Linked DNA regions of Mus musculus: regions 1, 2, 3, 4 and 5 are each linked to region 6. A link is a loop called in an ENCODE intact Hi-C map of the cell type or tissue named here. Cell type or tissue: gastrocnemius. All regions are shown on one strand. Region 1 overlaps Skap1 (src family associated phosphoprotein 1). Region 2 holds the start of Hoxb7 (homeobox B7). Region 3 holds the start of Snx11 (sorting nexin 11). Region 4 overlaps Skap1 (src family associated phosphoprotein 1). Region 5 overlaps Skap1 (src family associated phosphoprotein 1). Region 6 overlaps Copz2 (coatomer protein complex, subunit zeta 2).

Region 1 (4,000 bases), 100 kb after region 6:
GTGGAAGAGGCAGGATATTCAATTTAAGGTCATCCCTGGCTGCACAGTGAGCTTGAGGCCAGTCTGGGCTGTGTCAAACAAAGCCCAACAACAACAAAAATAGCTGTAAAAAGATACACATTTGCCTCCTAAATTAGGATCTTAGATTTTTCTTCTTACCATGATGTTAAGGGAGGAAACTCCTTCCCTTCTGTTTCTCTCCTGTCTCACGCACTGGGACAACTGGCTAAGAAACCATCCTATGTGTACGGCCACTAGTTCAGTGGCCAGATGTCCCAGTTATCTATCCAGTTAGGGGCAGGTGGCAAGATGGAGGATTTGGTTAGTAGAGTGAAACATTGACATGGATGCCTGATTAGACAGTTGCAGTCTCAGGTGCTTGGCTGAGACCTTGGGCTGACTGGGGAGTAGTTTGTTGTGTGGGGTTTAGTTTTCAACCGGATTCGGGAGTTTGTGTCCCTAAGGTTCTCTCTCCTTTAGGGTATTGTCTCTTGGGAGCCCTTCTTGAGTGATGTCCCCACTTTTCCTTAATCTAAATCTTCTCTGGGGGGAAAGAACCCACAAAAGTGAAACAACTATCCCTTGAAAAAAACCAAAGATTAAATCAGTCACCTTTAGGACAGAAAATACCCTTCAGCCAGTGGCTAGAATCATCTCACCAGACCCGCGTCACCCTTCCTCAAATGTCCTGGACAGAACAGTGGCTGACTATATTTTCTTTCCTGCAGGACTGGACTCACCATGCCGACTAGCATGGACTTTGTAATGATTCTCTTGCCTCCGCCTCCAGAGTGCTGGGATGATAGGCTTGTATTCTCTGCCCTGCTGAGGACAGATTTCCAAGATGCCCGACTTTGTATCTTTTAAGGATAATCTTGTCTGTTTCCTAAATTTTATTGCTAGAAAGGCCAGAGGTCTGAGTATGGTCGCCTCCCTATAGCACGGTGCACAGAAGTTCAGGAGACATTTACAGTTAGGCAAGTTATGGTTTCTTTACTCTTCAGGTGCAGAAGGCATCACCCTACTAAGGGATTATGTTTTGGTTTTGTTTATTTTTTTTTTTTTCGAGACAGGGTTTCTCTGTGTAGCCCTGGCTGTCCTGGAACTCACTCTGTAAACCAGGCTGGCCTTGAACTCAGAAATCCTCCTGCCTCTGCCTCCCGAGTGCTGGGATTAAAGGCGTGCGCTGCCAACGCCTGACTGGGGCTATGTTTTAAATGCCGGAAGCAACGGCCACAAGATTAAGAGCCTGGGCCAGTGCAAGGAGTAATGGAGTCTTCTTTGCCTTTTCAACTCCCCTTCACCCTCCTCTCTCCTGGGGTGGTGGAGTCCCCTTTTCTGGTGTCTAACTCAAAGTCCCACAGTCATGTTCCGCCCACCTAGTCTTCCAGAGTGGGACCCTGGGGGTTTCCAAAGGAAGGATGGGTGGGCATAGGAGGTGTTTGTGGTAAACACTGAACAATACCCATTGTTCTTACCTGTGGGTTGCGATTGGTGCAAAGGTTCCTAAAGCAGCAGGCAATTGGTTCTCTCTGGTTCACCTGCTCATATACTGCCACCTAGTGGTTCTCTCTCCTTCTAGCACCCTGGGTAATAGGGGATGATATAGTGACTTCTCTAGCGACACCCCCTAGACCCAAACTGTCCCACTCTTCTTGCCTCTCTATCCATACACAGACTTGTTTCCAATTTTTTTTAAATCTCTGGGTCTGGAAATGAGTAATTAGCATAAGGGTTTGGTTTTTGTTTTTTTCTTTGAAAAACTTGGAATCTACCGGCATCCCTGTGTGCTGCCTGGAATCTCTCCTGTGGTGATGTGAGATGAGAACTTGCTTACAATATATCCCTGACAGAGGTGAGAAAGGCCCCTGCCAGTGCAGGGCTGCTTCGAATAGGCAGTTTTTGATATATAATTTCTATAGCTGCTGGGGTGCTTGTCTTGCAAAATGTCTCATGTAGAGTCTGGCAACAACAGCTAGCCTTTACTGAGCGGTTACCACGTGCCAGGGACTTCTCCAAGTACAGAGAACTTGACAAACCCCTTCATCTCCCTAATTACCCAGTGACCTGCTGAGAGAGAAAGAGAGAAAGCACACCCCCTCTTCACAGAAGAAACGGAGGCACTAAATGCCAACACATCATACAAGGAAAAATGAGATTTATTCCCGTGTTGTCTAGCGCTGGGGTTTGTGTTCCCAACCACTGATCTGTTGCCTTGTCAACGTGCAGAACTAGGTGCAGGTGACTGTTAAAGGAGCAGGACTCCCTGTTTTAGAGAGCGACCCCACCCCATGCCCTCAGTCCATCTGGGATTCCATCACTGGAGACCACAATGCCCACAGAGGGGCTCTCCAGCATGCTCATTTTCAGGCCTTGCTTCTGTGTCTCAGAGGTTCATCACAGAAGAAACAACCAAGTAGCCAACCAAAGGCAGTCTGAGACACTGACCAGAAGGGCACTAGCTGTCCTGAGTTCCAGAGATGTCTGTCCCATCAGTGGGACTGAAGACAGTCAATCTCCCCTTCCCTGTCTGGGCTTTCACTTTTGCTGTGACTGTCCCTTCCCACTTTGCAGATGGCAAGAATACCTAGCAGTGGCATTTTGATACTATTAAAACTTAACATTTGCTTATTATTCAGTTTTATTTATTCATGTGTGTGGGTATACATGTGGCACGGTACATGCACGGAGGTCAGAGGACAACATGTGGGTCCTGGGGCCTGAACTCAGGTCATCAGGCCTGGCAGCAGGTGCTCTTACCCATGGAACCATCTCGCCAGCCCGTGATATTATGTCAGAAAGGAATTCAGCCCCACCATACAAGGCAAGGAAACATATCCAGACTTTATTTCTGCTTTGCAAGCCACAACCCATCAGTAACCTCTTCCTCCCATGATTTCCTTCGTTGCTGTCTTCTTTGTAGCAGGCTTGTAGGAAAGGCTTATGGATGTGGGGACACAGAGAGGGCAGGAAGCTAGAAGCTGGCTGCTTGAGAAACAGGTCTGATGAACTGTCTTCTTCCTACTCATCTTATCAGTGGCTTAAAGTCACAGGAAGCAGCAGAGTCTTGGCTCCATTCAGGGAAGAGAAGGATCCATGGCCAGAGTAGGGGACGGGAGTTTCTGATGGTCTGAGAATATGTTCCCTGAGGGATGAAAAAACGTAAATTGTCTTTTTATGACTCAGAACATAAGAGCGTGGGTAGGGAGCAGCTCAGTTGCTAAAGTGCTTGCCTGGTACATGGGAAGCTCAGGATTCAGCCCCCAGCATGGCACCGACTGGGTAAGGTGGTGCACATCTTTTTTTTTGTTTGTTTGTTTTGTTTATGTTTTTTTGTTTGTTTTTTTCGAGACAGGGTTTCTCTGTGTAGCCTGGCTGTCCTGGAACTCACTCTGTAGACCAGGCTGGCCTCGAACTCAGAAATCCGCCTGCCTCTGCCTCCCGAGTGCTGGGATTAAAGGTGTGTGCCACCACGCCCAGCTTTTTTTTTTTTTAAGATTTATTTATTTTATGTATATGAGTACACCATTGCTGTCTTCAGACACACCAGAGGAAGGCATCAGATCCCGTTGCCGATGGTTGTGAGCCACCATGTGGTTGCTGGGAATTGAACTCAGGACCTCTGGAAGAGCAGTCAGTGCTCTTAACCGCTGAGCCATCTCTCCGGCCCTCTTGTTCTGCTGCATATACATCTGCATGTTAGAAGAGGACATCTGATTCCCCCTATCCATGGTTGTGAGCCACCATGTGGTTGCTGGGATTTGAACGCAGGACTTCTAGAAGAGCAACTTGTGCTCTTAACTGCTGAGCCATCTTTCCAGCTCTGGTGCACATCTCTTACTCCAGTACTCAGGAGGGAGAGGCAGGAGGACCAGATGTTCAATGCCATCCTCAGGTACACAGCAAGGAACTGAAGCCAGCTTAGGATATATAAGACCACATTTCAAAGAAAAAACCAAAACCAACCAACCAAACAAAAAACCCCAAACGAACCACCCTT
Region 2 (4,000 bases), 580 kb after region 6:
TTTACCTGAGCTTCGCATCCAGGGGTAGATCCGGAAGTTACTCTCGGCCGCCAAGTCCGAGTCCCTCTGCTCCTTGGCGCCAGCCGCCTTGGCGGGGTCGCCCGGACACACCCCGGAGAGGTTCTGCTCAAAGGGCGCGCAGTGCATGTTGAAGGAACTCGGTTCGAGCCCGTAGCCGGCCGCATAGACGCCAGCCGCGCTCTGGCCCGCCATGGCCCCCCCGCCGGAGTACAGACCCTGCACCGAGGCGGAGAAAGGAGCGCCCGGACCTGCTCCATAGCCCGGGCGCTGGGGGTTGGAAGCAAAGGCGCAAGAAGTTTGTTCGGGGAAGGCTCCTGGAGCGAAAACCGAACTTGCGGCTGGATATTTAGAAAATAAAGCATTCGCATAATACAATGAACTCATAATTTGGCCGGATGATTTGTAGTCGGGGACGTTTTAGTGTCGGTTTTACGAGATTCCTTGATATATTACAGAATTAGAGTCCAGATTTACACCAAAAGGACCCCCTTTTTCCTCTTCTGACCACGTGACCCCGGCCCACGTGATATCCCCTCGGCCAATGGTATGACGGCCTCCCGGAGGCTCCCAGTAATGTGGAAAAAATTGTGTGGCGTTGGATTTATAAAATATGATCAATAATGAATGGGAAGGCCGAGCTCTGCGGATTGGGGCTGGGGGCTTAAGGGCCGCTGTCGACCCCCGCGGGCTGGAGGCAGCTTGCAGGCGAGATTTGGGGAAGAAGGAATTGAGTGGAAGAGAAAATAAATAACCTCTGAGGGAACCGTGTTGTCATCCCCCACCCATTTCCCCCAGCCGGTTACAGAGCGAGAGAGACGCAGGGATTGAATGTTCGCAACTTGGTGGGTGGGTGCTGGCCGAATATTTATTAATTTGGGTTAATTCATCCGAGCTGCTGCTCTTCTCCCAAGAGGAGGCGAGCCTGGCCTCCCGGTTGTCTTAGTGCCCCAGTTGTAGTAACTAGATGTGACCAAGGCGTCCCTAAGGCAGAGATCCAACCCAATAAGGCGTTGGACGCTGAGATTTCTGATGACAATAAAAAGATATACAAAATTTAAAAAGAATGGAATGGGGGCTGGGAGAAAAAGGAAGGGAGGAAGGAGGCTTGGGTCCGGCTCGCTGCTTTCCCGGTTCCGGAAGGCGGATGCCTCACTCACTGGAGCGTGGCTGCCAGGAAGGCAGAAGCAACGAAGGAAGGAAGGCTGCGGCAAGCCGAGGCCTAGAAACTGGGAGAAAGTGACGACGTCCCAGAGAGGGGAGGTAGGGAGGAACCGCTTCCCTCTGCTCCTGTTTCCCCAACCTGAGTCCAAGGAAAAAATGGAAATAGAAACTCAGAAGTCTTGCGCTGCATCTTTCTCACCCCCCCGTACCCCCCCCCCCAAACACACACACACACACACACACACACACACACACACACACACACACACGGAAACAAAGAGAAAAGCGGCGGGGGACACTAGCCACCAGCCTGGGTAGATCTCTTCCCAAGAGCGGCCTGGGCGCTGGAGTCTCCCTGGTCCTTCAGCCTCAGAATGCAAGGGGAGGGGGTTTCTCTTGGCTCCCCTCCCTCGATCCTCTCTCCTCCAATCACGTTCAGCCGCCTCCCTCACCCCCTGCGCCCCTGGGCCCAGGGACTCGCACCACCTGCTTCCAGCCCCCGCCCCCGCCCCCTCCTCTCAGCGACCTAGCCTAGGCCAGCCCAGGAGCCTGCTGACCAGCTCCCCCCCACCCCCAGCCCTGCAAGGCGCCTAGGAGCGAATGAGGAGCGGCGGCCCGGGCCAGTCTCGGGTTCTCGCTTGTAAACTTTATTGTAACTCTTCCGCCCTTTTCAGGCGCAGACAACAGAACAAAGTATAGAGGAACAACAAAATATATAATTAGCCCTCCCTCCCCCCCATAAAGCAATTCACAGATACAGGATACATTCTCTTCACAGTAAACCTAAGAACACTTTTAACAATGCTCACAGCGCGCATGCTAACTAAAGTAATCTCTTTTGAGAAACACTTAAGACAAAATTGTCAAACCAAAGGGGGTGGGGGTGGGGGGACAGGAGGAAAAGAGAGAAGCAAGAGAGAAAGCCAGCTAGGGAGGGCAGCGGGGAGAGGGGGTTGCGAGGAAAGATGGGGACGCGGTGAGAGAAAGAGAGCGAGAGAAAGAGAGAAAGTGAGCGGGAGACAGAAAGAATTACGGCGTGAATAGGCAGTTTCATGTTGTTGGGAAAACTTAGCAGAAATCGGTACCTCGGTCATTACAAAGAAGCACGTTCAAAGGAAACAGACCATTGCACAAGGAGGCTTTTTTACATGGGGCGGGGGCGAGGGGGTTCTGCCAGGCCGCAGTCGATCACCCTCGCAGGACGAGGGAGTCCTTGCTTAAAATCCTTTTCTTTTTTTCCCCCCGGACCCCCAAGAGAAGGGAAGGAGATCCACGGTAGCTCACACACAGAAGCTATTACGAGATACTACCACTAGCGGGGACTGGCGCGGCGGGGGACGCTGCTGTGGGAGGCCCAGCTCCTGGCTCCGCTCGCGGGGCCGGAGCTCTCGGAGGCGGGGGGCGGGCGGCGGCGGCGTGGTCGCGGGGGGGACCGGCGGACGTGCGGGCTAGTCCGGGCCCGAGCAGTCCCAGCTGGAGCCTACTTCTTGTCACCCTTCTGCGCATCGCCCTGCTCGGCGGTCTCTGGTGCCCGCTCCAGCTTCTCTTTCTCCAGCTCCTCCTGCTCGCATTTACTGCTGGGAAACTTGTCTTTGTTGTTCTCCTTTTTCCACTTCATTCTCCGATTCTGGAACCAGATTTTGACCTGTCTCTCTGTCAGTCCCAGCGCGTGCGATACCTCGATCCTCCGCTTGCGAGTCAGATAGGGATTAAATAGGAACTCCTTCTCCAGCTCCAGGGTCTGGTAGCGACTGTAGGTCTGGCGGCCTCGCCTGCGTCCGGCGGCTGCTGGGAATGGGGGAAAAGGGCGAGACAGAGGGGAGGGTGGGGGAGGGGGAAGAGACAGAGAAGGTTGGAAGATTCGTGAACCAGCCTAGGAGACCAGGATAATAAGGGCAGGGGACCCTTATGCGGGGGCGGGAGGGGGAGCGCGGAAGACGCGGTCAGCGGGGGGGGGGGCGAGGGGGGACTAGACAGCCCTGAATCTGCAGGGGCCATAAAGGAGGAGCCCCTTCTCTGGTAACTAGAACCAGAATAGGGGGTTCAGATACATTAAAAGTGCCATAAAGTTTAAGAGGGTGGATGTGGAGGGGGGAGTAAGACTAAAAAGCCAGAGTGGGGACCTCGAACCCACCTTGAAAAGCCCCCAGAGCCTCTGCCCCAGAAGAAAAGTTTCTTCAGGGTAATTAAACTATAAAGCAATTGAGAAGTGCAAACGTTGAGCGCCCCCACACCCACCAGTCTTTCTCCACAGCCCCCATAAAACAGTAAAAGGGGAAAGGAGGAGAAGAAGAAAAGTTAAGGAGGGTGAGGGGTTTATGGATTCAGGAAATTCGCTTAGAGACACCCCCCCCTCCTTCAAAGGAAGCAAAAAGAAAAGGGGAAAAAGAAGAAAAGAAAGTGGGACAGAAGGGAGAGGAGGTAGGTGTTTGGAACGGAGCCCACAAGTCCTCTAGGAGCAGAAGATACTCCCGGACTGCCCACCAGCCCTCCCCCCCCCACCGGCATGGGGGCCCCCCTGGCCCCTTCCCACCCTGTCAGGTCCAGGTCGGACGGGAGCTCACCTTGAGGGCGCATCCAGGGAAAGAGCTGTGTGGGCGACGGGCTCTGCTCAGACCCCTCGGCCTCCTCGCCCAGGCCGCTGGCTGCCGCGAGCTTGCAGTCTGCGTACTGCACCAGGTCTGGATCCTGCGCACCGAACAGGCTCTGGCGCTGCAGAGGGTCGTAGCCGTAGAAGTTGCCGGGGTCGCCGTGGCACGCCACGGCGCACGGGTTCTGCTGGTAGGGAGCTGTGGACAGCGACGATGGCCCGTGGTAG
Region 3 (4,000 bases), 84 kb after region 6:
AATGGAGGTAATCTTGGTCTACATAGTTAGTTCTGGGCCACCCAGGTTGGATAATGAGACTTCATCTCAAAATGAAAGCAGAGACAGAGACAGAGAGGGGGAGCACTATTTGATATGTTTTGTTATAGCAAAGGAATATTCCCAGTTGCTGGAGAAAGCCAACCCCCCCCAATAACATTTGTTATTCTTCATCTACCAAAACAAGAGCATGAAAGAGAAATGAAAGAGCAAATAAGAATCCAGCTGTCTCCTTCTAAGCCAAATACTAAAGACTTACAAATTCGTAACACAGAACTGTTCTTGCTTTTTTTGTCTTTGAAAATATAGATTATAAAATGTTAATAGGCAGTCCTTTATTATTTTCATTTTTATTTTGTAATTCTTTTTTTTTAAAAAGATTTATTTATTATTATACATAAATACACTGTAGCTGACTTCAGTCACACCAAAAGAGGGTGTCAGGTCTCATTACAGGTGGTTTGTGAGCCATCATGTGGTTGCTGGGATTTGAACTTCAGTGCTCTTCAGTCAGTGCTCTTACCTGCTGAACCATCTCTCCAGCCCCTATTTTGTAATTCTTTAACTGTATCTATTTGCTTCTCTGTAGTGTCTAGTTTTATGCCTATGAGTGTCTTGTTGTATGTTAAGTGCCCCTCATGAGTGTAGGGCCCATAAGGGTGTCAGAATGCTGGATGAGTGCCATCATGTGGGTTCTGGGAACTGAACCCAGGTCCCCTGCAAGAACAAGTGCTCTTACCTGATGTGCTGGCTCTCCTGCCTCAATCTCTCAATTTTTATTTCTAAGTCAGTGATTTCTACATTAGCAAAAGCTATTAAATGTCCCTATGATTTTAAAAGTTTGTGTAAAAGGATCCTGAGACCAAAGGCCTGAGAAATTCTGTTTTGAATTACATAAATAATATCCACCTGGATTGGTAACTACCATTGTGTTTTGCACTGGCTCTACAAACATTTAGGAGCAGTTCAAGTCAGTGTAGTACTGGGTTTTCATCTGACCCACACTTTTATAAGAGCCCATCTGTTTTTAAGGGGAGTTAGGATTAGAGAAATGACTTTGAGGTTGAGAGTACTTTCTGTTCTTGTATAGGTGCAGGGTTCAGTTCCCAACACCCACACAATGGTTCCAACTACTTCTAACTCCAGTGCCAGGAGATCTAAGGCCCTCATCTGGCCTCGTAGGGTTTCAGGTAGACACATGGTACACAACCTATTTATAGGCAAAACAGCTACAAAAAATAAAAATATTTATTTTTGATGTGTGTATGCCTCGGATCCATTGAAGTGGGAGTTGCAGGAATGTGTGAACTGTGTGAATTTGGGGGTCCTGAACTCATCTTCTGAAGCCATTTTGCCAACTCCTGTCTTGCTGTTTTTGAGGCAGGGTCTTAGGTAGCCCAAGCTAGCCTGAAACTCACTATATAGTTGGCGTTGGCCTTCAGTTCCTGCCTCTACTTCCAAGTGCTGGGGTTACAGAGGTAAAATTAACTTTTTTTTTAAAGACTTATTTATTTTTATTATATGTAAGTACACTGTAGCTGTCTTCAAACACTCCAGAAGAGGGAGTCAGATCTCATTACAGATGGTTGTGAGCCACCATGTGGTTGCTGGGATTTGAACTTCAGACCTTTGGAAGAGCAGTCGGGTGCTCTTACCAACTGAGCCATCTCACCAGCCCTAAAATTAACTTTTTAACAGATCAAGGAGGCTTTTCGTTTGTGTTTTCCAACAGCCTTACTCCGTATCCTAGAGCTCACTATATGTCTTTAATGGCCAAGTGTTAGGATTCTGGGCGTGAGCCACTTCCATTGGCTTAAGAGGACTTTAAGATATTTTTTTTTGTCTTTTTAAAAAAGATGTATTTATTTATTACATGTAAGTACACTGTAGCTGTCCTCAGACACTCCAGAACAGGGCATCAGATCTCATTACAGATGGTTGTGAGCCACCACGTGGTTGCTGGGATTTGAACTCAGGACCTTCCGAAGAGCAGTCGGGTGCTCTTACCCCCTGAGCCGTCTCTCCAGCCCGGACTTTAGATATTTCTATAGTAAGCATTTTCACCGGCTTTTTCTTGCTTACTAACTGTATGATCCTTCTTTGGGCTTGACAACTGTTGTCAACTTTCTCGTCTGCTGTTGGGATAATCTGTGGGTTTTCCAAATCAAACTGGCAGTGCCCTTGACAGTTTAGATGGGGAACTGCAACCTCTGAGGTTCAAACCCAGACTTTCGAGATCTTAGATCTTAGTAAGGCTTCAGGAACGCGAGAAACCTCCCACACTTACTGCTCTTTAACACCCTGAAGACGTTTAGGCTCCTAAGATGCTTTCGTCGGCCTTCAAACACGTTCCCTGAGCGCTGATTGGCCCGCCTAATGGCGGTGGGCGGGACACGGCACCGGAGTGGACTTTGCGGGGTCTCGGTCTTTGCGCTCCGCCTCCCGCGCCCCCTAGCGATTTCCGGAAAGATGCGGATTTCAGCTTAGGCCTGGGCGGGATGGAGAGCCTCCTCTGACCAGCGATCGCCACTGAGAGCCCTGGTCTTCAGGGGTGGGGCGTCCGGGACACTCAGGATTGGCCCGTCGGGAGCCGCCTCCCGTCGTGCACCGGGGCACCGGCGACTCACCCGGAAGGAGAAGCCGGTATCGGACTATATGGTGCGGTGCTGGTGGTGTCGCTGTGGAGAGCTGCTGCTGCTGCTCTCAGGTGAGGGGGCGTGGGCGTGGCCGCGGCTCGTAGGTGCTGCTTGGGAATGGGATGCTGGCTTGAGCCGTGGTGGTGGCATTTGAGTGATGGCCTCGGTTGACACACTAGGGAGGGGGCTGCCTTACTGCCTGGTATGAAAGTGAGGGCTTGCTGGGACCCAAGAAGAAAGGAAGCCTGGCTTTTCAATATACCTTGAAAATCGTCTTTCCGTCCCGATTTAGCCGGGAAAAGAGAAGGACCGTTGGGCTGGTTTCCATCTGAGTTTGCTAAAGAATGGAAAGGAGTGGCCGGAGTCAGAATTAGGGATGTCTACCCAAGTGGCCGGCAGTGGAAGGGAATGGCAGATATTTTTCGCAGATACTGGAAACTATGCTCTTCCTTTGTTACTTGCAGGTGAAAGGAGTGGGTTACCGACTGAAAAATGAGAACAGCTGCTTGATGGACGGGACAGGTTTTCTGTCAGGCGGAAGAGCTTCCTCGAACACCTGTGGGTATTTAGGAAGGCGAGGTTTTAGAATTGCTGTCTGTTGACACCAAAGGCTCAAGAACGAGTAAGGAGGGGCGGGAGACTCCTTGGTGCAATCTTTTTTACAGCCTGATGTGTTTTTTACGTGTCCCTTGAAGTAGTTTTAAGAGGCGGAGAAAATGAGAAAGCTTTGAATTGCTCCCCTGAATTAGCAGCTGTGAGCTTTACAATGCGTCAAACTTTGTACACACCAAACCCCTTGGCTCTTTCCCGGGACTATGGGTGCTGGTACTGCCGAGGGAAGCAGTGAGCGCTTCAGATGGGATGGAAAAGGCCCCGGGAATGTAGTTAGCATGGAGTAAGTTTCCTCACCTTTCGAGGTTACTTGACTCTGCCCTTCCTTAATGGATGCACAGATCCACCTCTTTGGACGGGTCATGGAGGTGAAGTTAAGAACTTGCTGTTTCTCCAGGAATAACGACTGAGAGTGGTGTCGTTGGGAAGGACAGTGATGAAGAGCAGTGGTTGTTGGAAACGGAGTCTGCTTTTTGCAGTCTCAGTGTCTTAGGGGAAATTGACCACCAGAACCTTCTTAGTGCCTTTTACGCTTAGCCTTGAGCCTACAGAGACCCAGGAGACTTGGAATGTCTTAAAAGACAGTTTATTTGTTTCTCTATGACATTAGCTCCAAAACAAAGGAGAAAAACTTCCACATGGGGGTGCTGCAGGCCCCTAGCAAACTCTTTATACCAAACGTCTGATGAACAGTTACTGAACTAGAGTCTTGAGTTTCACAGACTTTTCCAGGC
Region 4 (4,000 bases), 310 kb after region 6:
TGTCTCAATGCTTAATGAAACACATGTCAAGGAATCAATATATTTACAGCTCAGAAGTTACACTGCAACTTGAATTTTTGTTCAAGAAGCAAATACAAATACTCTAAGAAGAGATTTTTTTCCCTGTGCAGGGCCCTTAATGTACCTCATACCTAAACAAGTAGAGAATTTTAATGGATCCAAATTAAGGACAAAAGCACTTAAGGCAGAATATCATCAAATCTAAATAAATCCACTTATTTTTAAGAGGCAAAGTACAAACAATTCTACGCAAGAAGCTTCTGGAATTTTCCTACTGTTCCTTGAAACATTCAGAAAGATCTCTGGGTTTATAGAGGAAGGCAAGGCATTGCATGAACAGAGACTGTGAAGAAGGGAGAGATAGACAGGCTGCCTAACTTTGTTTCAATGCTACGTTAAGCGCCCACAGTGGTTATTTAGAGTAAGATGCTTCGCAAGAACTCTGACAGTTTCCTAGGAAAATCTCTTCTCTCTGTCAGTTTTGGCCCCCACACCTCAGCAGACCCTGACACCTCCTCAGAGTGTGAGGCAAACTTCTGCCAACAGTTTCTGTGGTATACTGTTATTCCTTATGATTCTCCAAGAAACGGATCGCTCTGTTCTTCCTAATTTTAAAACTAAATGAAACAACATAAAACCTTAAACTGCTTAATAAATTCTGCTTGAAAAAAAAAAAGTACTCTAGAAAGACTCTTTTCTGGAAGAAAGGATGTGCACCACTTCAGAAAGCATTGCTTATATTTGATTTAAAACCAGAAGCCGGGAAATATGTAAGAGCAGTGACTGTCGTGGACGACCAAACAGATCAATATGAACACGGTAGCAAGTGCCACAGGTGGAAAGAGAGGCTGCTCTTTGGCCCTCTGCTCAGGTAGCACTGTTCAAGTTCTTATACAAAACTGTACAAAGTTACAATTTAAATGTCTCATGGGAAATGCTGCCTTTACAAGAAAAACAATCAGGCCCAGGAGGAAGCAAGAAACTTGACCTTGACCACAGAGCCAGGGTAAAGAGGGCCAACTGACCTGATTATTGATAAACCTCAAAACGTAATATCAAAGTACTGCTAATCCACGTGCGAACATGAGATTGTTACTATGAAGAGCCGCAAACGTTTTGCTACCAAATAGCAAAACACCTTTAATAGGTTTGTTCAGTTTTACTTTCCAGGGCTCAGAGGAAATGCCAGTCTAAAACCCAAACCTACACAGCACAAAACCCCAAGAAATCAAAGTTAGCTCTGTGTTCATGTATCTCAAAGGGGAAGCCCACTATGTAATAAAGGTGAACTGATTTCTATTGCTTTGAAAAATAATTATCATCTCTTGGTAGGGGGGGAGGGTGAAAAAGAAAAATTAGTCAAAATGTTCTCACTCATATCGCCTGTGACCAACCCCCTTCACCCTGCCATGCCTGGGCCATCTTCTGCCAGTTCCCTTGTGGACCAGAGTCAATATTCTCTCCTAAAGAGCAGTCCAACGCTTGATCTTACAAAGCGTGTCCTCCCTAGCTGTCACATGGGGTCCCATGTGACAAGGGCCCATTACAAAGTGGCCTGAGCATAGAGGGAGCTGACTTCACCACTCCTCAAGTCTCTACAAAGGGCTTTTAAAAAATGCCGCTAATTCAAACGAGCCCAAGGACAGCGTCTGTTTTTATCTGGCAAGTTGTAGCTGGTGTTTTTGCTAGAGATTGAGCGATCTAAGGCATATGCTACTTGCGGTGGTATCTTCTGAAACAAATATAATTTTATGTTGCTCATAGAAATATACACCTGCCCTTGGGGCTGCCTGCCGTTTACTAAGGATTTATAAACATTTGAAATGTGTGGGTTGAGAAGAGCATATGACAACTATAACCTCGAAATGATAAATTTAATATAGGAGAGAAAATGTAGATAGGATTAAATGACATATGTTAGGAATACTAACCACTTCCCTTTAAAATTGACATGGAAAAAAATAGCTGTAAATTGGATTTTAAAAATCATATCTAAGTCTTCCCTCAATATCACTGAAGAATATAAAATTCTTATAATTATGGTTGGTTTTGTATGTCCCCCCTTAACTTATATAATAGGACACACAGAAAAGACAGCTCTAAGAAAGTACTATCTTTTGAGGTTCAAAGCAGTCAAAAGAAAATAAATTTCTCCAAAAAGAAGAAATATTTTAAATATTAATATGCATGCGTGTGTGTGAAATTTTTAGTTCTCTAATCCATTTCTTATATTCAGTGTTTAAAACGTAAAATTCATAGCACCCCCAAACCCCCACCCCCTGCACTAAATTCGGCAAAATACATCCAAGAATGCTCGGAGCGTTATTGTATTTTACCACAAGAGGGCGCTAGAGAATTCCGATCCTTTCCAAGGTCTATAAAATCCTTTAACTGCTACTTTATAGACATTCAATTACAACAGGCCATAATACATTAAGGCATTAAAATATACATATATCGCAGCATATGCCACAGCACACGCTGTACGAGTGTGCTCTCCAGATGATCGCCGGCGCCAACATCAAAACAACGCTCCGGCTTCTAGTGCTTAATGTAAGATTTTACTCTCCAGCCCTCCCCTCTCCGAAAGGCAGCTCTCTTGGTGAGGTGATCCCCTTGGAATGGAAAATATCAAGGCATGTGATAAATACACAGTGACTGGAGGGTATGACAGGGCAGAGGAAGGTAAGGCCTGCTAGAACTGAAATTTATGCAGTTTGGAAAAGGGAAGACTCTGGGGATAAATGTTCGCTGTCTTTAATACCTTCTAAAGGTAACACTATAAATGAATTAGGGGAATTATTCAGTCTCAGAAGATGGTATAGAAAAGAGCAATGGCCTGAAACCAAGGAAGGGAAAGTTTAGGGAAGACATGAAGGATAAATTACCAATAATAGTTGGGCGGGAAAGATGTCCTGCAAAGGAAAGACCCAAACTGTAATGGCTATATTTGATAATTAATTAAATGAGATATTAGCAAGAATGATGTGAATTCATTAGATGGGCTACATTAGATAACCCAGATACCCCCCACCCTGAGCTCTGACAGTCTCTAGGTTTCAGTCTGTTGCTGGGTGTTGGAGAATGTCTTTCTGGGATGACAGTGATTGTCTGCAGAGAGGCGAGCACGTGACAGCAGTTAACCCCATGTTAATAGAATAAAATCCAAGGCTTCATTGTGAAATGACATAATTATAAAATTGTGCCTACATTCCAAGTCATTCTATGAAAATATGCAGTGCCATGTAAGTTACAGGCTAACACTTTTTAAAAAAATCTGCAAATGTCCCCTGAATAAACAATTTCCCCTAAAAAATCCCAATATTTTACAAGCCAGAGATCCTATTCTGCCTAATAGGATCTATTTCTTGCTAGCGTATTTGGGCTCAAGTCCCTTAGGGCACAACATTAAAATGGGCAGGAGGGGGGCGTGGATTCTAGAATCTGAAAAGCAGGCTAGAGCAGACAGGGAACAGAGTTTGTGAATTCAACCATCTTTGCCTAGTCCACCATAATATTATGGTCTAGCCAGAGTTTCAGTACTAGTTAACTGATCTCTGTCTCTGTCTCTCTCTCCCTGTCTCTCCGTCTCTCTCTCTCTGTCTCTCTATTGTCTCTGTCTCTCTCTCCCTCACTGTGCTAGAGATCAAACCCAGGGCCTCATACACTCTAGGCAAAGGCTCTATCCCTGAGCTATATGTCCAGACCAAAGAAATTTTGTTTTTACTGCTTGAATCTTAGGTCAAAAGAATTTATGGCTAACAGGGAAGCAATGACTGCCAAAAGTATGAAGAGCTGAATATATGTATATATGCATGTGTGTATGTATGTGTATGTATATATGACCTTGGGGAGTCATTTGTGCTCAAACTAAATTTTTCTAAATGTATGTGAATATTAGACTTGGAAGTAAAAATGGCCAATGTGGAACTTGGAGAAGGACAGTCTAGTCGTTAAGATGATACTGAGGGTTTTAGAA
Region 5 (4,000 bases), 240 kb after region 6:
GATTTGTAATAAAATGAAACCATTAGGCAAAGAGTGGTCACTGTGATGACGAGAAGAAAAAAAATAATTCCAAATCCTCATATCTGTTATTGTATTAGAACACTTCACGTTTTCTACATAATAACATTGGGCATTAAAGAGCCATTTCCACACACCTTATTATTATTTATGAAATTACAAGTACACACAGTGTCTGATAACTCATCTCCCTGTATTAAATAGGAACATACATTGTTTTTTAAAATGTCTGCCTTTTACAAGGTGCTGGGTAACAGCTTTCCACGGCGTAATCACGAGCGCATTATATAGCGTGCTTCATAAGAAGTTATTAAGGGTTATGACTATAGCACCATAGTCCTAATATAAATATGAGCAAGGCATTTAGGAATGGGACACTCACTTAGACTGTTCTCTGCATAATTTGTAGCAACACGATTATCATAGAGGAAGACATACCACATTTACAGAAAAAGCTGTTTCCACCAGTGTCCGTAAAAACATCTGATAAGATGGGTGTTTTCCTAATAATTTCACAAAACCCATGTCTTCATAAACAAGAAAAGAATCCACAATGCCACCTGCAGTATTCTCCACAGTCCTCTTGCTTTGCAAGGCAGGGGGGAAAATCGGGTTTATTTGCAAAGTCAGGTACGTGTAAATTTCCAAACTGCAAGTAGGTGGCAGTGGAGATATTTCTGGATGATTTTTCTCAGTTGGAAAATGTGAAAGGAAGGGGGTTGGGGGAGAAAGGCCTCCTTAAAAACAAGTTACATGCATACTAAAATAAATAATGTCTTGGAAATGTAACCTTCCATAGCGGATCACCATTAAGAACTACTAAAATATTTGTCTTTAGGGACTCAAACCCACCAATCTCTTAATGAATTCATCCACAGAGTGGGAAGCGAGCTGCATGGTTGACAAAATTAGAAGAAAAAAAAAGGAGAAAAAAAAAAAGCGAAGAGAAGGGTTAAGCTGACTGACTGTTTTCCAGAAAGCTAAAAGTAAGATTTCAGTATTTGTTGTGAATGAGAAGCTCCGAGACCAACAGCACAGAACACTTCAATTTAAAACTAGTAAGTTAGCGTTTTTTTTTTTTTTTTTTTTTTTTTTTTTTTTTTTTTTTAACAAAGCCATTAGGACATTTCCTGTTTGAATGTAAATTGGAGAGGAAGGCAAATGCATTCATTAAGATTTGGTCTTTAATGAAAGGAAATCAATTGAGGCCATCAAAAATTGTGTTCAAGAGGCTATTAAACTACGGAGATATATTTAAAGTGTGTTCAACTCTAAACAAACACTGGAAACATTAGACTCAAAATGCCTCTCAAGGTTAATGAGTTAGCAGTTGGTTTTTATTCCGTTTTCAAGTTTACCTGTAAAGACAGGCAGCACATTACATTGCTTTATTGGTTCAGTCTGATGGATTTAACTTGTGGACATCTTATGAGAAACTGGGAAGTGTCCAAGAATAAACTCTGGAGGTGTGTGAGAGAGCCTATGTGTATGGAGGGGAAGAAACAAGTAGAAGGATCATGGGGGGCGGGGTAGAGGGTGGGGGAGATGGGACGCGTATCAAAATGCCACGTGGAAAGAAAGGAAGGTGAACAGGCCGACCAAGGCATTGCCCATAAGGCTTTTCACTAAGCAGCCTTTCTCCCTTTTGTGATTGGTTAATCACACAGTCAACAGCAAAGGCGACAGTAGTCAAGAATTGCAAAAGCCTGATAAAAAGAAATGCTACATTCTTACTGCTGCTTTTTCCTCTTGTCTAGAACGTTCTTTCAGTCTTCTCTTAAGGTTCAATTCAAAAGGCAGCTACTCGGACCAAAGTGACTTTCAAAGCCCCTGTGTGGAATAATGGGCCTCTCTTGTACGTACTTTTAAAAATTCTACAGTAATAATAATAATAATAATAATAATAATAATAGTATTTTAGTACTAGAGCAGCTGTGTTTGGGTCTGGGTGATAAGCCTGGAGTCTGGAAGATTCAGGAAGACAGCTGTCACCCTTGACAATTTTGGATGCTACATCCTCCAACAAAAAGAATGCTTCGTGCAAGGAACTGAATTAGTTGGAAAAAAAATCATCTCTCAATGTGTGACGTTTCAATGCTGCAGACAGTGGGAATTCTGTTTTGCTGACCAAGAGAGCAGTGACCCAGACATGCCTTGTAAGAAGAAATGTGGTTCTGCTGTACCCCTTGGGTACTGGACGTGCTGGTGGGAGAATCATCAAGGAATTAGCATCCTGCAGGCAGTAGGGGGCGTTCCACAGCTGAGGAGCCTGGTAGAGGCTGTGTTTACCGGTGAAGGGCGGAGCCTACAGTAAACTTAGTCATTGTTCTCGTGACCCTTAAAGTGAGCAGCACACTTGCTCCTGTGAGTCAGGCGGAAAGGTAGTGATAGAGCGGCACAGGCTGGAGGGATAAACGGGAGTCACCCTGAATCCAGACTTCTAAATTAAGGGGAGATTTTTTCTTCCTTGTTCCCCTTCTCTTGTTTGTTTTGTTTCGGATACTGAGTCTGGCCATGTAGCCAGGCTGGAACTCACAGTTGTTCATCTTGCCCTAGAGCTCTATAGAATGCTGGGATTTACAGATGTGTGCCAGGTTACCATACACACAATGAAAAAATATTGGAAAATTCCACAGGATCTCCCCCAGGCAGAGAAAAATCCCTGGGGGTCATTATTCTCTTCAGAAAAGCTCAATTTCATTCTTCTTCAGAGAGTAGGCAAACCTCAGCACCAAGCCATGACACTACAGCCATGGGCTCCTTCTTATCAAAGACTTTGAGGCTTCTAATTGCCTCAACTACTGAACACAAGTGCTAGCGACATCTAAAGATGTTAGGGTGTGACTTCGTATGAGGAAGATGGGGAGAGGAGTGCAGGTGTTTAGTCTTTCATTCCGGTGGCTCAGAGAGACCTATGTGCCTGCTGGACAGCCCCAATCACTGGCTAAGGCTCACACCAAACCAGCACGTTTCTAAGAGTTTAAAGGGATCATAAAAGTGGCCTGGCTAAAGATATACATTAAAATAGGACCAGGTTATAGTTTTAAGAATAACAGAAAACTCCAACAGCACAACTTCAGAATAAAAGCACATTTGTGGGTGGGGTAGAAACCCAATTTTGAATGACTTTAATTCATGAAATTTGAACATTTACTGTATTGTACAATAGTGGCATTATGTTTTTAGTTTATTTTATTATAAAGTATTATTGTATATTTTTGTGTGATGAGCAAAGACTGGAACAATTAAAAGAAAGCATAGATATTACAACCTAACAGCAGGAAGGATTGATTTTCCTTTTCTTTGAACACTTAAAATTTCTTACCCTGTTAAAAAGCCCATAAAACAGATTTTGTGAACATATGTTTTATGAGTCAATGCCAAAATAAGAGTGGTAAATCCCTCAATCACAGACGTAATCCTTAAAGCTGACACTTAACCATTCAGCTGTGGCTTTCTCCTGCCTTCCTGCCCTTCCTCCTTTTCCATATCTAGATATTTCATTGCACATATGTACTTCTTTAGAAAGTCAGTAGAAGAGAAGCAGAAGAAATAAAACCCAGTCTGGAAGATCCAGATACTTCGTGACTTTGAAATCTGCCAGAGGAGCATGAGAAATTGAAGCTAAAAGATAATCAGATTTGATGCAATTTTAGAATACTTTAGAATCTAAACAATATTCCCTGTGCTTTCCTTTTAATGCCTACAATATTTTTTGTAAATTAATTGTAGCTAAGATGTTCTAAAATAATGAGGCTAAATGATTTTTTGAACCTTTTAAGTCTCCAGAGGTTTAAAAACAGTTAAATTGTATCTAATACTGACTTTTAGACTGGTTCATCAGCAAAGAGCTTTCACCAACAGCCAGCAGGTGGCGCTATTCACAAGCAGGGTGCAGGGCATTCTGAAAGGGCTGTGACTACATCCAATGTGTGGTTCCGATTTATGGAGTATGGATTTTAAAGGATTTTTAATGGAGCTG
Region 6 (4,000 bases):
ATCCCACATGCCCTGCCTTTCTTGCCAGCCAATTGGAGGAAAGCAGGAGGAGCGTGCCTCTGTGTGTGTGTGTGTGTGTGTGTGTGTGTGTGTGTGTGTGTGTGTGTGTGTGTGTGGTGTGTGTTGTGTCTGGCACGTCCCTGTAATAAGTTAACAAGTTCTTGAGTTTGTATTTCCTCCTGTGCCCTCGGGCTGGGTGAGCCCACATTCCTGAGGTCTTGATTTCTGATCCGGTTCTTACTCTGTTGCAGGGAAAAGAGTGGCCCTAAGGATCCTTTCCCGCACACTCTTCGAAGCTGCTGGGTGCGATGGGCAAGACAAGGAAGGATGCCAGGGGTGGGCAGACTCGGGAAGGCAAGCCCTGGCTCAGAACTGCGGACGCCCTTCCCGAAATCCCTCAGGCTCCGGCCAGTGGCCACGATGATGAGGCTCTCATCTCGGAAAAGCTGGTGCAGCGGCCAGGGCTCCGGGCTGTCAGCCAGGCCTGCTGTCTAGGCGGCTCCACCTGGATGCAGAAAGCGAGGGGGGCAGGGAGACGCAATAGCCAGAAGACTGGACCTGCAGACTTGGGGTCATCACCACTATGGGAGCTCAGCTCAACGCAACCCCCCAGTCGCTGCTTTGCTAATCCCTCCCTATGGGATCAGGGTAGTAGCCTTTAGCCATAGCAAGTCAAGGAACACTTTCTTGTTACCTTTAACCATCTGTAGCCTAGGCTGGTCTCAAACACAGTAAATAGTTAGAAAATGACTTTCAACTTCTGATTCTCCAGCCTCCACCTCTCAAGAGACGAGATTATAGGCTTGTGTGTTCCACACCCTGTGAGGACCAAGTGCGAGTAAGGAATTCAGATATTGTAGTATAATGAGGAGTTTTCTATCCCCTATCGAGCGGAAGCTGCGATATACTTGTATATTCGAAACTTTCAGGGTCTCGGTGTATCCCTTAATAGAATGTGGACAGTATCGTGTAGTTCAGAGAGTTGTGTGAGCCAGCCTTCCTGGAGCTCCTAGCTTCTGCCTGATGCTTCCCATTCCCGTCCTCGCACAACTGAAATTGCAGGACCAAGTCAGGTCAGGCCGGGTTGCCAGGAGGCAGTTTACTCCTCCGGGCCTTGGCTCCATCCATGGTGGAGCCAAGTGCTACGGGTGGCTGAATATTTGAGAAATAATCCAAAGAATGTCTTTTCCGTCACCACACTGGCCCCTGAACTGCACAATTTTATTGTGCCACCTTCCCCCTCTCTCAGGATTGCCTTTTTGCAACTCTGGGCTGTGTGCACAGCGACTCTAGAAAGACACTATAGTAAGCGTTTACAATGAGTAGATAATCATCCCCGTATCTTCGTAGAGTTCTCTAATTACAGACGTAGTCAAATTCAGTATAAATATCTGTTTTGTTTTGTTTTGTTTTGTTTTGTTTTGAGATAGTGTCTCACGCAACCTAGGCTGATCTCCCACACTCACGGCCTGGAAATGACAACCACCGGGACAGGCTTTTATTAAGATCCAAGGCTCACCACTATTTTTATTACGGCGGCTGCCAAAAAGCTCTGCGTTGGGAGAGAAGTCGCGGGAAGTCACGCGTGATGGTTGCCAGGGCAACGCACTGGCTCTGGTGTCAGAGATCAGTGAGAAACACCGGGAGGAGGGTCGGTTCCACCTCAGGGGCGGAGTTATCGAGGCCCAGGACCCTGAGGTGTGCCCGTAGTACCTCCAGGTGGCGCTCTAGGACCACGGATGTGGTGAGGGGGCGGAGCTTCCTGCTGCGCGATGCTCCTGTGAGAGGCGGGGCCGGGGCGGAGCGTGGGAGCCGCTGAAAACCTCCAGGGATCCAAGAAGATGACACCCCACGCTGCCAAAGAAGAGTCCGCGGCGTGGAGACGCCGAAAGCGTATGGGTCACAGGAAAAACCGAGAGAAAGTTCAGAGATTGGGACTAGGGTAGGAAGGGGGTTCGGGATGCTCAGAAAGTTTATTCATCTCCATCCTTGAGATGTGTCGCCGTGAATCTCCTTCCGTCTGTCGCCTCTCTAGACACCCCTGTCCGTCCCTCCCCCGACCCCCGTCCTTCGCCTCCTCGTAGGTACACGGATGCTCTACACACACGCGCAGTGGCCACCACTCGGTGCCTTCTCGCCCCCAGATAGAGACAGCAAATTATAGAGCTCTACTGCCCAGGATCTATGCCAAGATAAGAATTCCGCGGTCCCAGGCGCGCCAAGAAAAATAGCCAAACAGTTCCTGGGTTTGTCAGAGTAAGCCTGACTCCCTTCCTTTCTGGAGCCTAGAATGGAAAAAACGACTCAAGGAATCCCTAGCGGAGCCTCCCTGTGGGTACTGCACAGACAAAATGGAGAAGCCATCTTCACTCTCCTTTTCCTGGAAGAATATTATTCCTGTTACTATGACTCTTACCATGCCACACCGTCGTGTTTAACCGCTCAACTACTCATGCAACACCAGGGTATCAGTGTTGCACCCCTCGTGTTAAACACAACCCTTTCCCTTGACCCACTCTGACCTCATTCACAGGTGTAGTGTACACGCGCACGTACACCACACACACACACACACACACACACACACACACACACACTTCAAAGTCAAGAAAGGAGGTCTTTGGGGGGGAAAAATGTAAGTTTATTAAGGCCTAGGACTGAGGATGTCAGAGGTCCGAGGGGAGGCAACTTTGCTGGTTCCCATGGCCCCAAGGCCAGGTTAGGATGCTGAGTAGGGGTGAGGGAGCTGGGGTCAAGCTTTTGCGTCTCAGAATCCCTGGCAGGAGACCTCAGGGATCAGTTCTGAGAGAGGCCTGAGAAGGCAGAGTGGTCTCTCTTGCGTCTTGAGATCTTGGGGCTTACGCGGGGACTGGCAAAAGTTCTCTGGGGAAGGAGCCTTGATTCCAAGGTCTTCATTTCAATAGCGACCATTTAATCTGTTCCTTGGCTGACTGAAGAACCTGAAGTGAGAGTAGGAGGTTGGGAGAAATATTTGAGAATGTCAGTGATTGGAGGTCGACAAGGGCGCCTCTCCAGCCCTGGCCACTAGATGGCAGCAGCTTGCCTCTTCTTTAATGAGATGAGGTTTTGGAGGCTAGGGCAGGTCCAGAGGGCTGCAACCCAGCTGGCTGCCTCCCAAGCCTGTCCAACTGTGGGTGAGGCGGTAGCCCCTGCCTCCCCTAAGCCATATCAGGCCACAGTAATAGTGCCTCCTCACCGCGCCATCAGGCAGGCAGAGACTGGGCCCAGGCTCAACCACGCCTGTGCTCAGACACTTGACACCGTAATAAACTTGTGATGCTGGTTTTGATGGGGTGTGTTCTCAGCACCCCATCCCATTTGCTGATGTGACAAAGCTGTCAGGTGTGTGTATGTGTGTGTGCTCCTACTACCAAGAAAAAACATCTCAGTCCAGTGTGTGCCCGTATCTGTGCCAATGTGCACACGTGATGCCAACACATGAGGGGGGACTCGGGATACTCAGACTGTCTCTCTGGGCATAAAGCCTCCTCCAAAATGTCCACCCCGCACTGTGTATGTCCTCCTCTCTTGGAATCTCCCTCTTTGCTGGGGACAGTGAAGTTCTTGAATCTCTGCTAAGGAACCTCTCTCTCTCCACGTTTCATTTTGTGTCCCTATAACTTTTGTGTTTCTTTAAGATTTCCACTAATCCTCATGTGTGGTGCCTATAATTTCAGGCCCTGGGAATATGAGGCAGGAGAGATAAGGGCTTCAAGGCCAGCCTGGGCTACATAACAAGGCCCTACCAGTCTTTATTTGTTGCTTGCTCATTTAGAAAGAGAGGAATTGTTTCCTGAGGATGTACAACTTAATTTTCCAGGTTTGGCAGCATGGCCAATCATGTAATTAATATAACTCTACCAGGTAAATTCTATTCTAGAGCCCTAGAGGTGCTGAGTAACTTGCCATTCAGTTTTTGTTGGCAAAGTAAAAGCTTAGGATGACTCAAATGAATACTAGGGGGTGGGAGTAGCAGTAG

What was found. A loop is a pair of places that touch in the nucleus more often than their neighbours do. Peaks named below come from ENCODE experiments on the same cell type or tissue, not always from the same donor. Only the 100,000 strongest peaks of a DNase experiment are listed, where the experiment ranks them.
Region 1: a loop joins it to region 6, with 9 times the contacts of the local background. A loop is called at or near these places in 27 of 42 quality-filtered maps.
Region 2: a loop joins it to region 6, with 5 times the contacts of the local background. A loop is called at or near these places in 26 of 42 quality-filtered maps.
Region 3: it touches region 6 in a loop (5-fold over the local background); 30 of 42 quality-filtered maps call a loop at or near these places.
Region 4: it touches region 6 in a loop (6-fold over the local background); 22 of 42 quality-filtered maps call a loop at or near these places.
Region 5: a loop joins it to region 6, with 5 times the contacts of the local background. A loop is called at or near these places in 3 of 42 quality-filtered maps.

Annotation. Positions count from the first base shown.
Region 1 is chr11:96,757,767-96,761,766 of GRCm38, reverse strand. Skap1 (src family associated phosphoprotein 1) reads right to left here. Exons shown (of 12, transcript NM_001177899.1): 12 at 2,145-3,145. Among named protein-coding and RNA genes, the nearest start is that of Snx11, 18 kb to the left of the region's middle. In gastrocnemius, a CTCF peak has its summit at 1,568 (motif pointing left); a DNase peak (open chromatin) is centred at 1,541; H3K27ac peaks cover 280 bases.
Region 2 is chr11:96,283,133-96,287,132 of GRCm38, reverse strand. It overlaps Hoxb8 (homeobox B8), which reads right to left. Exons shown (of 2, transcript NM_010461.2): 1 at 3,747-4,000; 2 at 1,808-2,970. The coding sequence ends at 2,663. Hoxb7 (homeobox B7) reads right to left here and starts at 487. Exons shown (of 2, transcript NM_010460.2): 1 at 6-487. The coding sequence starts at 405. In gastrocnemius, a CTCF peak has its summit at 2,487; a DNase peak (open chromatin) is centred at 2,587; H3K4me3 peaks cover 4,000 bases; H3K27ac peaks cover 4,000 bases.
Region 3 is chr11:96,776,180-96,780,179 of GRCm38, reverse strand. Snx11 (sorting nexin 11) reads left to right here and starts at 2,625. Exons shown (of 8, transcript NM_001163389.1): 1 at 2,625-2,725; 2 at 3,119-3,212. In gastrocnemius, CTCF peaks have their summits at 2,477 and 3,886; a DNase peak (open chromatin) is centred at 2,498; H3K4me3 peaks cover 2,116 bases; H3K27ac peaks cover 2,305 bases.
Region 4 is chr11:96,551,714-96,555,713 of GRCm38, reverse strand. The region is part of intron 4 of Skap1 (src family associated phosphoprotein 1); the gene reads right to left. Among named protein-coding and RNA genes, the nearest start is that of Gm38960, 14 kb to the right of the region's middle. In gastrocnemius, a CTCF peak has its summit at 2,363 (motif pointing right); a DNase peak (open chromatin) is centred at 2,368.
Region 5 is chr11:96,621,285-96,625,284 of GRCm38, reverse strand. All of the region lies in intron 4 of Skap1 (src family associated phosphoprotein 1), which reads right to left. Among named protein-coding and RNA genes, the nearest start is that of Gm38960, 83 kb to the right of the region's middle. In gastrocnemius, a CTCF peak has its summit at 2,273 (motif pointing right); a DNase peak (open chromatin) is centred at 3,889; H3K4me3 peaks cover 331 bases; H3K27ac peaks cover 386 bases.
Region 6 is chr11:96,859,823-96,863,822 of GRCm38, reverse strand. It overlaps Copz2 (coatomer protein complex, subunit zeta 2), which reads right to left. Exons shown (of 9, transcript NM_019877.2): 9 at 2,620-2,960. The coding sequence ends at 2,913. Gm11523 (a long non-coding RNA gene) reads left to right here. Exons shown (of 4, transcript XR_880183.2): 4 at 252-1,381. Among named protein-coding and RNA genes, the nearest start is that of Mir152, 11 kb to the right of the region's middle. In gastrocnemius, CTCF peaks have their summits at 1,714 (motif pointing right) and 3,038 (motif pointing right); DNase peaks (open chromatin) are centred at 1,080, 1,697, 2,112, 3,113 and 1 more place; H3K4me3 peaks cover 2,007 bases; H3K27ac peaks cover 3,866 bases.